2 separate regions of the Homo sapiens genome follow, and region 1 is linked to region 2. The links are chromatin loops, found by intact Hi-C in ENCODE. Cell type or tissue: ascending aorta. All regions are shown on one strand. Links, peaks and the distances in the headings refer to the core of each region. The heading gives the core; the rest is flanking DNA. Region 1 has its middle 150 kb from the start of NEBL. Region 2 has its middle 140 kb from the start of MIR4675.

What was found. Hi-C counts contacts between places; a loop is a spot of excess contacts. Peaks named below come from ENCODE experiments on the same cell type or tissue, not always from the same donor. Only the 100,000 strongest peaks of a DNase experiment are listed, where the experiment ranks them.
Region 1: a loop joins it to region 2, with 2.0 times the contacts of the local background. A loop is called at or near these places in 1 of 110 quality-filtered maps.

Annotation. Positions count from the first base shown.
Region 1 is chr10:20,741,757-20,747,141 of GRCh38, forward strand. No RefSeq gene overlaps it. Among named protein-coding and RNA genes, the nearest start is that of NEBL, 150 kb to the right of the region's middle. In ascending aorta, for the core only: no CTCF peak of the experiment used is centred there; no DNase peak of the experiment used is centred there; H3K27ac peaks cover 3,366 bases.
Region 2 is chr10:20,413,756-20,419,140 of GRCh38, forward strand. No RefSeq gene overlaps it. Among named protein-coding and RNA genes, the nearest start is that of MIR4675, 140 kb to the right of the region's middle. In ascending aorta, for the core only: no CTCF peak of the experiment used is centred there; a DNase peak (open chromatin) is centred at 2,126; H3K27ac peaks cover 1,723 bases.

The sequences.
Region 1 (5,385 bases), core at 158-5,157, 330 kb after region 2:
TTTCTCCATCCTCCTCATGCAAGCTCCCTAGGGGACAAAAACCAAAGCTATACTTCTTTGAAGCTGCAGAATGACACAGTGGATGAGACAAGAGCATTAGATTCAGATGAACCCAGGGGAGAGATGATCTGTGTCTCTTACTGTAGCTGTGTGATACAGGCATGTTTGCGTGTTAGGGAAGTGTGAAAGCAAGCCTCAAGGCAAAAGAATCACCTAGACCAAGACCTAGAGGATGTGGACAAATTAGCCAAGGGAGGAAAAAGTAGAAGTTGCGGGCAAAAGGCACAACACAGTTGAAGACCTGAAAGTAAGAAAGATCATAGCATGTTTGAGACACCGAGATTAGCTCAGCAGGGCAGGAATGCACAGAGGGAGGAAAGTGAGAACAAAGGAAGCTGGGGGAGAGTCAGAGCTAAGAAAATTGGGCTTCATCCCGTTAAAAGAAAAACTTCAGGCCAGGTGCAGTGGCTCATGCCTGTAACCCCAACAATTTGGGAGGTCGAGGCAGGCAGATTGCTTGAGCTCAGGAGTTCAAGACCACCCTGGGCAACATGGTGAAACCCCATCTCTACTAAAATACAAAAAATTAGCCAGGTGTGGTGGCAGGCACCTGTAATCCCAGATACTCGATAGGCTGAGGCAGGAGAATTGCTTGAACCCCAGAGGCAGAGGTTGCAGTGTGCCGAGATCGTGCCACTGCGCTCCAACATGGGCTACAGAGTGAGACTCTGTCCCAAAAAAGGAAAACAAAAGAAAAACTTCAGACAAATTAAATTTAACAGAGTTTAACTGAGCAAAGATCAATTCACGAATCAGGCAGCCTCCTGAGCCAGAGTAGGTCCAGAGAAACTCCAGCCTGCCTTATGAGAAAATTTATGGGCAGACAAAAGAAAGTGACAAGTAGCATACAAAAAAAAATGGAAGTGAGATACAGAAACAGCTGGGTGGTTACAGCTCGGCATTGGCCTTATTCAAACCCAGTTTGAACAGTTGGCTATCCTTGATCAGCCAAAACTCAATGATTGGCATAAAAGTAGGTTCCAGTCTGTTTACACATCTAGTTAGGTTATAGTTCACTACATAGGATAAAACATTAGGCCAAATGTAAAATAAGTAAGGAGGCAGCTTTAGGCTAAACTTAATTTAACAGTCCTAACAGTGACAGGTTTCTAAAGTGGAAATGACGTCACTAGGACAGGATAAGAGAAAGAAATGGCTCACTTGTCTACATGGACCATTAGACGCAATGCAAAGGAGAAGAAGTCAAGAATGGTGTCCAGTTTTCTGGATTAGGCAACTGAGTGAATAAAAGCAAAAAGCTGCAATGTAGACAAGGTGTCTAAGAGGCAAAGTTGCAAACAAAGTCCAATATCACTATCTGCTTCCAAAGGAACAGCTGCTGGTGGCTGTAGTAGCAGAAAGAATTTCAGATAAACAAATCATCTTTTTCAGCCGCATGTAAACAACCATAGCTCAGCAATAACCTTAAATAAGAAAAGAAATGCTTGCCACAATACTGTATTGAGTGGCATTCAAATTAAATACTTCAGATAATGGGGTCAGGTTGGATCCTTCTAAGAGACTCCAGCCCAGGCCCAGACATCTAGAAAATATTTGAAGCATTACCGAATATTTTAGAAGCCAAATGTCTGCTTTGCCTTCTTAGCACAAAAGAGTCTAAGAGCCTGGAAAAGTTCAGCTTCACCAGCTAGTGTTGCTATACCCAAAGGGTGGAAGTCACTGAAGGTCAAAGAAAAATTGTAGGCACCAACTGTTAGGTTTAGTAATAGTTCAATTAAGGATGCTGGGAACTTTAAAATAGAACATTGTGTTGGCATCAGTGGTGACTACAATTTCTACAGGGTGTTGCTTTCAATGAGATTTAGGGTCTCTTAAAGACTTTGTTAACTTTTTTTTTAATGTGGCCATTTAAACAGTTTTAAGGTTAGGGGCTTAGAAACCCTTCCTTCTTCCTTTGCAGAAATTCCAGGTGTGTATTTCAAGAGGTAAGTACCTTTGAAAAATGAGAATGAATGTAAAGCCGGCTCACTTCCCATCACTTACATTGCATAAATGTTTTGGGATGAGATCAAATAAAGCTTGATATATGTGGTTCAGGCAATATGCAGAGCCCCAAAACAATTTCTGAAATATATGGCTTCTCTCTTGTCCTTTGCCCATAATCCTACTGTTATGTTTCAGCTTTTGATGTTCCTGAGGCTTAGTTATATTTCTTTCTTTATCTCACTAACGGACCTAAGGTGCCACCGGATTTTTACAATGTGGATTCCTTTTATCACTAACTCTTATCACGAAGCCACATTCAGGCATCACTCATGTCCTGGTTCTGCATGCTTTCCTCCTCTTCACAGCTGCCATCCACAGTGCCTCCAGCTACTGTCACATCAAATTACACTAGCTAAATAGAATGAAGAAGAGTCAGTCCCGAGTCAGAACAACTTCGGTAAAGATGCTTGGCTGTATTTAGTGGACATTTATTAGGTATCAAGTCACACTGAAGGAAACATTCATTTATATCATGTTTAGCAAATCATTGAAAAACAGACATATATATTTCATTGATTTTTGGAAGAATTAAACATGACAGCTTGATGGAAATGCAATATTTAAAAACAATAATATCTGGAGCTTCATACAGTGACTTTTATCCAGTGAGTTTGTAGGTTTCCTTCCCTCACCACACATTCCCACGTGCAAGTTGTATCTACTGTCTCCAATCATCAGACTCATGATAAAGAGAATCTAATTGTAGGATATGAAGATATGTAGCTGTTTCCAGTGCCTCCACAGTAACCTCAATGAAACAATCAACCGTTTAGTAATTCTTGTTCCCTGAAAAACATGAAGCTGGCAATAAATCTACAGGCAGAGGCCAGCTCTACATTAGCAAAATGAAGCAGAGAATTAAAGTAATTATCTAAAAAATTCATCATGAGCCTGGGGTAGGTAGCTAAATTACTTAAATGAATATTTCAGGGGGAAAATGCAGTTTTGGAAAAAGGCCTTTGAAGACTCTCTTGGCTCACTGATTGCATGTAAAACAGGAAAGTCATTGTACCAATGACGTCCACGTATAGATGGAAGGTATCCCCTACTGGAGCCTTACTTTGAGAGTGCAAAACTGTTCAAAAATGTTACTGTGGTTTAAAATTTTTGCCACTTGGCTTTAAAATCAAAAGAGATTGAGGAGGACCAAACAATGATTCGTCCATTGGGGATTTAGTCCTATCGACCATTGTTTCCTGGGTTCCACAGAGTGAAGGCTCAAAGAAACTTCTAGGAGACATTCCTTTCCCTGCGTTCACCTCAAGATCAGCCAAGATCAACACTTACCCCAATTGGCAGAGACAGAGGGAATTTTAAGACTTTCCCAAAGTAGGCAATTTTTTCCCTTCCTTCAGTGCAAAATAAGCCTTAGAAAGGTTTGTATTGATCTAAGTCTGGTCACTTTGTTCTTATATGCCTGTCTTATAGGAGCATCGGTGTCATGCCCTCTGAACTGGTCACAAGGATTCAGGGCAGAGATACAGGCTCTCTTTCCAAGCAGGGGACTTCAGATCCTTGGAACTAAAAGTGTGGACCATGAACCAGCAGCATCAGCATCATCTGGGAGCATGTTGGAAATGCAGAGTGTCAGGCCCCACCAGTCCGCTGCATCAGACTCTGAAAAATCTCCCCAGGGAATGAACATTTGTGAAGCGCCTATCTCCATGACATTGTGGATCTAGGAGAGCAAGGGGTAAAATCTGAGCAAACCTGTAAGGTAGGAGAGAAGAATCAATTCTATAGGTTCACAGAGGGCTGAAGAGTCCAGAGATGTGAGATCTGAGAATAAGCAGAATCAATACAAACAGACCAGTCTATGAGATTACAATCCCAGGGACTTGGGCTTGCTGTTTGATGCTTCCAGCTGAGTGTCTACACCTTGGGATCGCAGGTGTTAATTACGGCCACAAAGGGCCCGGAGACCTAACTGCGAATCCATCACTTTAAGAGGAATACCTGCATCCCTGTTAATGGTTTCCCAAGACACACATCCCTTCCCCCAAAGGCAGACGCTTCATATGGAGGACAGCAAGTCCCATGACATTCACTAGGAGCTGGGGGAGCTGGGCAGGAGCAAGTGAAGTGTTAGATGGAAAGCCCCACTTTTAAAAATGTCCTCAATCTCAGCTGAGCATGATGGAAACATGCTGTTTCCACAGTACATATTGTGTTGGCTTTTATTAGAATGTGTTGTTGCTGCCATTAATTTAATTATTTTATGGATTGATTTTGCAGAGCTTGCATCCTGAGGCTATACATATTTTTTTAAAGCAGAGAACTCACTTGAGAATGAATGTACATATTGCACATGTGGCTGAAACTCATTTGCTCAGAAAAGATGGGAAGCAGCTGGCTGGCTTCTTGCACATATACTTAAGGAGCATGCCTAAGTCACATGAATGTCCTCATTACCAAACTGAAGAACTCCAGGACCATCTTTCTTTCTTAGTCACATCAATAATGACCATTTATAGAGTGTGCGCCCATCTGAAGCACCATGCTAAGTGCTTTGCATACATTACATCTTAATTCCGTAAGACACTCAAGTTCCCACTGGGTTCTAGTCTCAGCTTCAAATGGTCCACCATTTACCTTCTCTATATCTCAATTTACCCACCCTTAAAAAGGTGGCAACTACCTTCTCAAGCTGCATACAAGAGTTGTCTTGAGCAGGGGTCCCCATGCTCCAGGACAGGGACCCATACCAGTCCATGGCCTGTTAGGGAACCGGGCTGCACAGTACGAGGTAAGTGACAGGCTAGCGAGTATTCCCGCCTGAGCTCCACCTCCTGTCAGAGCAGCAGCAGCATTAGATACTCATAGGAGCACAAACTGTATTGTGAACTGTGCATGCAAGAGATCTAGGTTGCGCGCTCCTTATGAGAATCTAATCCCTAATTATCAGAGGTGGAATACATTCATCCCAAAACCATTTCCCCTCCCCATGCCCCAGTCGATGGAAAAATTGTGTTTCACAAAACCAGTCTCTGGTGCCAAAAAGGCTGGGGACAGCTGGTCGTGAGGATCAAACAAGAGTGCCCAGGTAGGAGCAGTCTGTGATATAAGGGCTTAATATTCCTGCGGAGCTTTTGTTTTCATCTGGAACTTCTTCTTCATGCACTCCATAAAAATTTATGTGTAGGAACAAGAAGCAGTGCTGTTACCTGTGCTGCAAAGCAGGGGGTCTGCTTCAGAGAACTTCCTGCTGCTGCGCTGGCCGACTGCACTAATGCACATCCCGCTGAGCGACTGCTATCAATAACTACTTCTTCCTGACTTCTCCCCTACTAGTTTGCACTGAGCCAGCCCTCCCATGTT
Region 2 (5,385 bases), core at 242-5,241:
GCGAAGCATTTAAGCCCATATTAATACTGATTTCACAGAATCTATTCAAAATTGGAAGTAAATGCATTATCTGCAGATATAAAAATATCTGATTTTAATTAAGATAAAGCGTCTCTCTAAGGAAAACATTAATTCGTATGATTTCATAGTGTAATCTCCTTTTTTATGGTTTAATAACTGGGAAGCATTAAAGGCAAATAACATTATGTATTTGTTCATATCGAACAATACAGTTGAATGGATTCAACAAATGATGGTGACAAATAATCTTCAGTCATACAGAAATTTTAAAATAAATCAGATCTAATTATACTAAAGAGCTTCTGTGCAGTGAAAGAAACTATCATCAGAGAGAATGGACAACCTACAGAATGGGAATTTTTGCAATCTATCCATCTGACAAAGGTCTAATATCCAGAATCTATGAACTTAAACAAATTTACAAGGAAAAAAAAATCCCCTTTAAAAAGTGGACAAAGGACATGAACAGACACTTCTCAAAAGAAGACATTTATGTGGCCAATAAACATACTTTTAAAAAGCTCAATACCACTCATCATTAGAGAAATGCAAATCAAAACCACAGTGAAATACCATCTCACACCAATAAGAAGGGTGATTATTAAAAAGTCAAGAAACCACAGATGCTGGCATGGCTGCAGAGAAATAGAAATGCTTTTACACTGCTGGTAGAGATGTAAGTTAGTTCAACCATTGTGGAAGACAGTGTGGCAATTCCTCAAAGATCTAGAACCAGAAATACCATTTGACCCAGATATCCCATTACTGGGTATATACCCAAAGGAATATGAATCATTCTATTATTAAGACACATGCAAACATATGTTCATTGATATATTCAATAGGGAAGACATGGAATCAACCCAAATGCCCATCAATGATAGACTGGATAAAGAAAATGTGGTCCATATACACCATGGAATACTATGCAGCCATAAAAAGGAAAAAGATCATGTCCTCTGCAGGGACATGATGGAGCTGAAGCCATTATCTTCAGCAAATTAATGCAGGTACAGAAAATCAAACACCACATTTTTCTCAATTATAAGTGGGAGCTGAACAATGAGAACGTATGGACACAGGGAGCGGAACAACACACAATGGGGCCTACTGGTGGGGTAGGGGATGCACGGGAGGAGGGACAGCATCAGGATAAATAGTTAATGCATCCTGGGCTTGATACCTAGGTGATAGGTAGATACATGCAGCAAACCACCATGGCACACATTTACCTATGTAACAAACCTGCATGTCCTGCACATGTATCCTGGAAGTTAAAATAAAATAAAATAAAATAAAAAGAAACATGTGAATATCCAGCCCTAAACCTAAAAAAAAGAAAATATATCAACATTCTCTACACTACTTAACAACTGGACTTTAAAGTTAACTTAAATGATCTCTGTGGATAAAGTACCATTGCAACATAATGATACTGCCAGTAGTATAAGAGGAATGATAAGAGAAAAATTATCATTTGGACAGTAATAGAAAAGAAGGGTTAAATATGGTAATAGAGGCAGTGGAGATAATCCCAAAGAGAGTACTAAGTGGTTACAAAGACACAGTGCCTCAAGGCTCAGTCATATCCCTGGGATATACTTATTTCTAATAAGATTTGGCAATTACTGTGCAAAGGAAAAGCCCTAAACACAATGAATCCTTAAAAAGTTCCCTTAGTCGGCCGGGCGCGGTGGCTCATGCCTGTAATCCTAGCACTATGGGAGGCCAAGGCGGGCAGATCACCTGTGGTCAGGAGGTTCAAGACCAGCCTGGCCAATATGGTGAAACCCCATCTCTACTAAAAAATACAAAAATTAGCTTGGTGTGGTGGCGTTCACCTGTAATCCCAGCTACTTGGGAGGCTGAGGCACGAGAATCACTGGAAACCGGGAGAGGTTGCAGTGAGCCAAGATCGTGCCACTGCACTCCAGCATGGGTGACTGAGTGAGGCTCCATCTAAAAAAAAAAAAAAAAAAAAAAAAAAATTCCCTTAGTCATCTTAGATAACAGCTTATTGGCAACATTGTGCTTTATACCTTCAAATACATCTCTCCAAATGTTCTCAGAACTCACTTTTGTTTGTTTTAGCCTTGGTCTAACAGCAACAGCCTGGCTGATGTTATGCCAAGATTCCAGTTGGTGGAAATGTAGAGTTACTCATAGCTATGGCTATTAGAAGGAAGATGTTTTGTCATTTGACTAATAAGGTTTTACTAAAGTTAAAAGGGGTCTTCAAACCTCCGAGATGAAATTCAGCAAAAAGTTAGGGATATTTGCAGAAAGCTGACCATTACATAATCACCTTATGGAATGTTTAAAATCTTTTCACCAGGTTGTATTACCAGATACTGCCACTCACATTACTATGTCCACGGACCATGGTAAGACTGTAAAGCCTTATTTGGTTTATTTCGGTTCACTGGCGTATAATTCCTCTCAGCTCCCTATTCTTTGGCCCTTTCCCCAGGATTAGATCTGCTTCAAAGAAAACATCCTAAAATTAGCTTGACTGTGGTACAATTTCAATATTCATACCGTAATTTAATAAAGGTATCCTCTTGTTGACTTCATTTCTCTTTTCTATCTCACATCCACTGAACCCCAAATATCTTTCTGCTTCTGCTTCTCTTATTTCAGTAGCATAAACTATACCATTTAAAAGAGGCCTTTTCCAATGTTTCATTTACACTGAGGGCCAGTGAAAGCAAGATAAATGCACCCATATACATGCATAAGACATTTTAGGAATGTATCTTTCTTCCTGTGCTCCTTTAGGTTTTCACTTTTTTAGCTGCTTATTAGGGTTTTTTTGTTTTGTTGTTGCTGTCGTTGAGATGGAGTATTGCCCTGTTGCCCAGGCTGGAGTACAGTGGTGGGATCTCGGCTAACTGCAACCTCCACCTCCCGGGTTCAAGCAATTCTTGTGTCTCAGCCTCCCGAGTTGCTGGGATTACAGGTGCCTCCCACCAAGCCTGGCTAATTTTTTATGTTTTTAGTAGAGACAGGCTTTCACCATGTTGGTGAGGCTGGTCTTAAATTCCTGACCTCAAGTGATCCCCCACCCAGGCCTCCCAAAGTGTTGGGATTACAGGCATGGGCCACCATGCCCAGCCTGCTTATTAGTTTTTCAGCAGTGAGAGATAAATCAGTTTCCCTTTGAGGCCACCCCCGCCTCATGCAATAAACTAAATGTTTATGCCCCACCCCCCCATTCATATGTTGAAATTTAATCACCAATGTAATGGTACTAGGAAATGGGGCTCTTGGGAGGCAATTAGATCATGAGGGTGGAGATCTCACAAATGGGATTAGTGCCCTTTTAAATGAGACTCCAGAGTTCTCTCACCCCTTCTGCCACATGAGGACACAGTGAAAAGACAGCTCTCTAGGAACCAGGAAGTGGGCCTTCACCAGACACTAAATCTTCCAGCAACCCCTTCATCTTGGACTTCCCAGCATCCTGAACTGTGAAGAAGAAATTTCTGTTGCTTATAAGCCACTCAGTCTATGGCATTATGTTATAGTAGCCCAAACTGACCAAGATACCTCAGTTTATTTATTTATTAATGTTGAAAAGGTTTATTGGGTGCTATGCTTTGGGCACTGTGCTAGGAGCTGGAGGTATATAGAGTGGGACAGCACAGTCCTTGCTTTGAAAAGACTCACAGAATAATAGAGAAAGCCAGTATTTCTCCAATATTGGCTTCAGAATTAAAATAGAAAAGTGTATAGATCTCTTCCTTCAGGTAATCATTCATTCATACATGAGCCACTCATTCATTCATTTGTATATGATGAACAGGAACTATAAGGTCTCTGCCCTTGGCAGTTGGGAGTTTTTAGAGTGTCCACGTATGGCTGGGTGTGGTGGCTCATGTCTGTAATCTCAGCACTTTGGGAGGTCCAGGTGGGAGGATTGCTTGAGCCCAGGAGACTAGCCTGGGCAACATGATGAGACCCATTTCTACAAAACAAAAATTTTAAAATATTAGCTATTAAAATATTACAGTGGCTCACACCTGTAATCCCAGCTACTCAGAAGGCTGAGACAGTAGGATCACTGCAGCTCAGGAGGTCCAGGCTGCAGTGAGCTATTGTCATAGCACTATACTCCAGCCTAGGCAACAGAGCGAGACCCTGTCTCAAAAAAAAAAAAAAAAAAAAAGGAGTACCTACATGTGCTTATGCAAGCATGCACACACACACACACACACACACACGCACACACACACAGGGGATATGCAGATACTGACTTAACGAGAGTTTTATTTTTAAAGGATATGTTTTATTTTGCCATCACACACAGTCTGCAAGATTTGTGAGTGCCACTTCATGCTATGCTCTGAATACATCTCTGATATAAGGCTTCATACAAGGCTTGTAGTTTTAATTTAAAATACTTTTTTAGTGAATATTTTACTGACTACAGCTCCACCTGAATCTCTTTATGCAAGCAAGCAGGGCACTCTGAAAAAGGCATCCTGCGGTGTCAACAATGCCTGTGGGGGCTTAAAACGTCCACATTTATCTATGTGTAAGAGACCTATGGTCGTGCTCCATAGAGGGTTACAGGGACAATATAGGCAGAGAGAAATCTTGGACTGAGAAATTTTTCAACATAAATGGCTTAGCGAGATAACATCATAGAGGAAATTCATTGGTATAATCTCACATTGATAAGCAGCTATTTCTGACCCTTGTCAAGTTTACACATTCCTCAGCTCTTTGAAACAAATGAATCATGCCTGCAAAGCTTTCATGATCAGCTTGAAAAAGGTAAGAAGGAGCTTTCAAAATTCATTAGTAGAACTATGAAAAGCTCAAGCCCCTTCAAAATGAGTTGCAAATATTTTAGAAAAGGATGTATGTAGGTATGTTTATTTTTTATTTCAGTGGAGCAACTAAAGAAAAAATCTAAAAGTCTGTAACTTACTATGCCTGTATAAATAAAAAGAAGACAATTGAATCACAAGGATCAGAAAATAAAACATTTTTAAAAGAGAGTTAACCAATTAAAATCACGGCATGTTAATTTGCAGATATCAATAAACGGATTGTAAGTTGATAGGGAAGACAAAAGATTTAAAATAGCCAACATAGTGTTTCAACACAGTATTTAAGAAGATCAACAAAGCCAGAGGGCTGACACTACCCAACTTCGATAGTTGGTATAAAACTAATCAAGACACTGCAGTATCAGCAAAAGAATAGAGAAATAAATCAGTGGAATAGAATAGAAAGCCCAGAAATGGACCCAGATGAATATAGTCAAGTAAGCTTTGACAGAGGAGCAAAGGCAATTCAATGAAGAAAGGATCATCTTTACAGGATATAGTGTTGACACAACTTGGCACCTACATG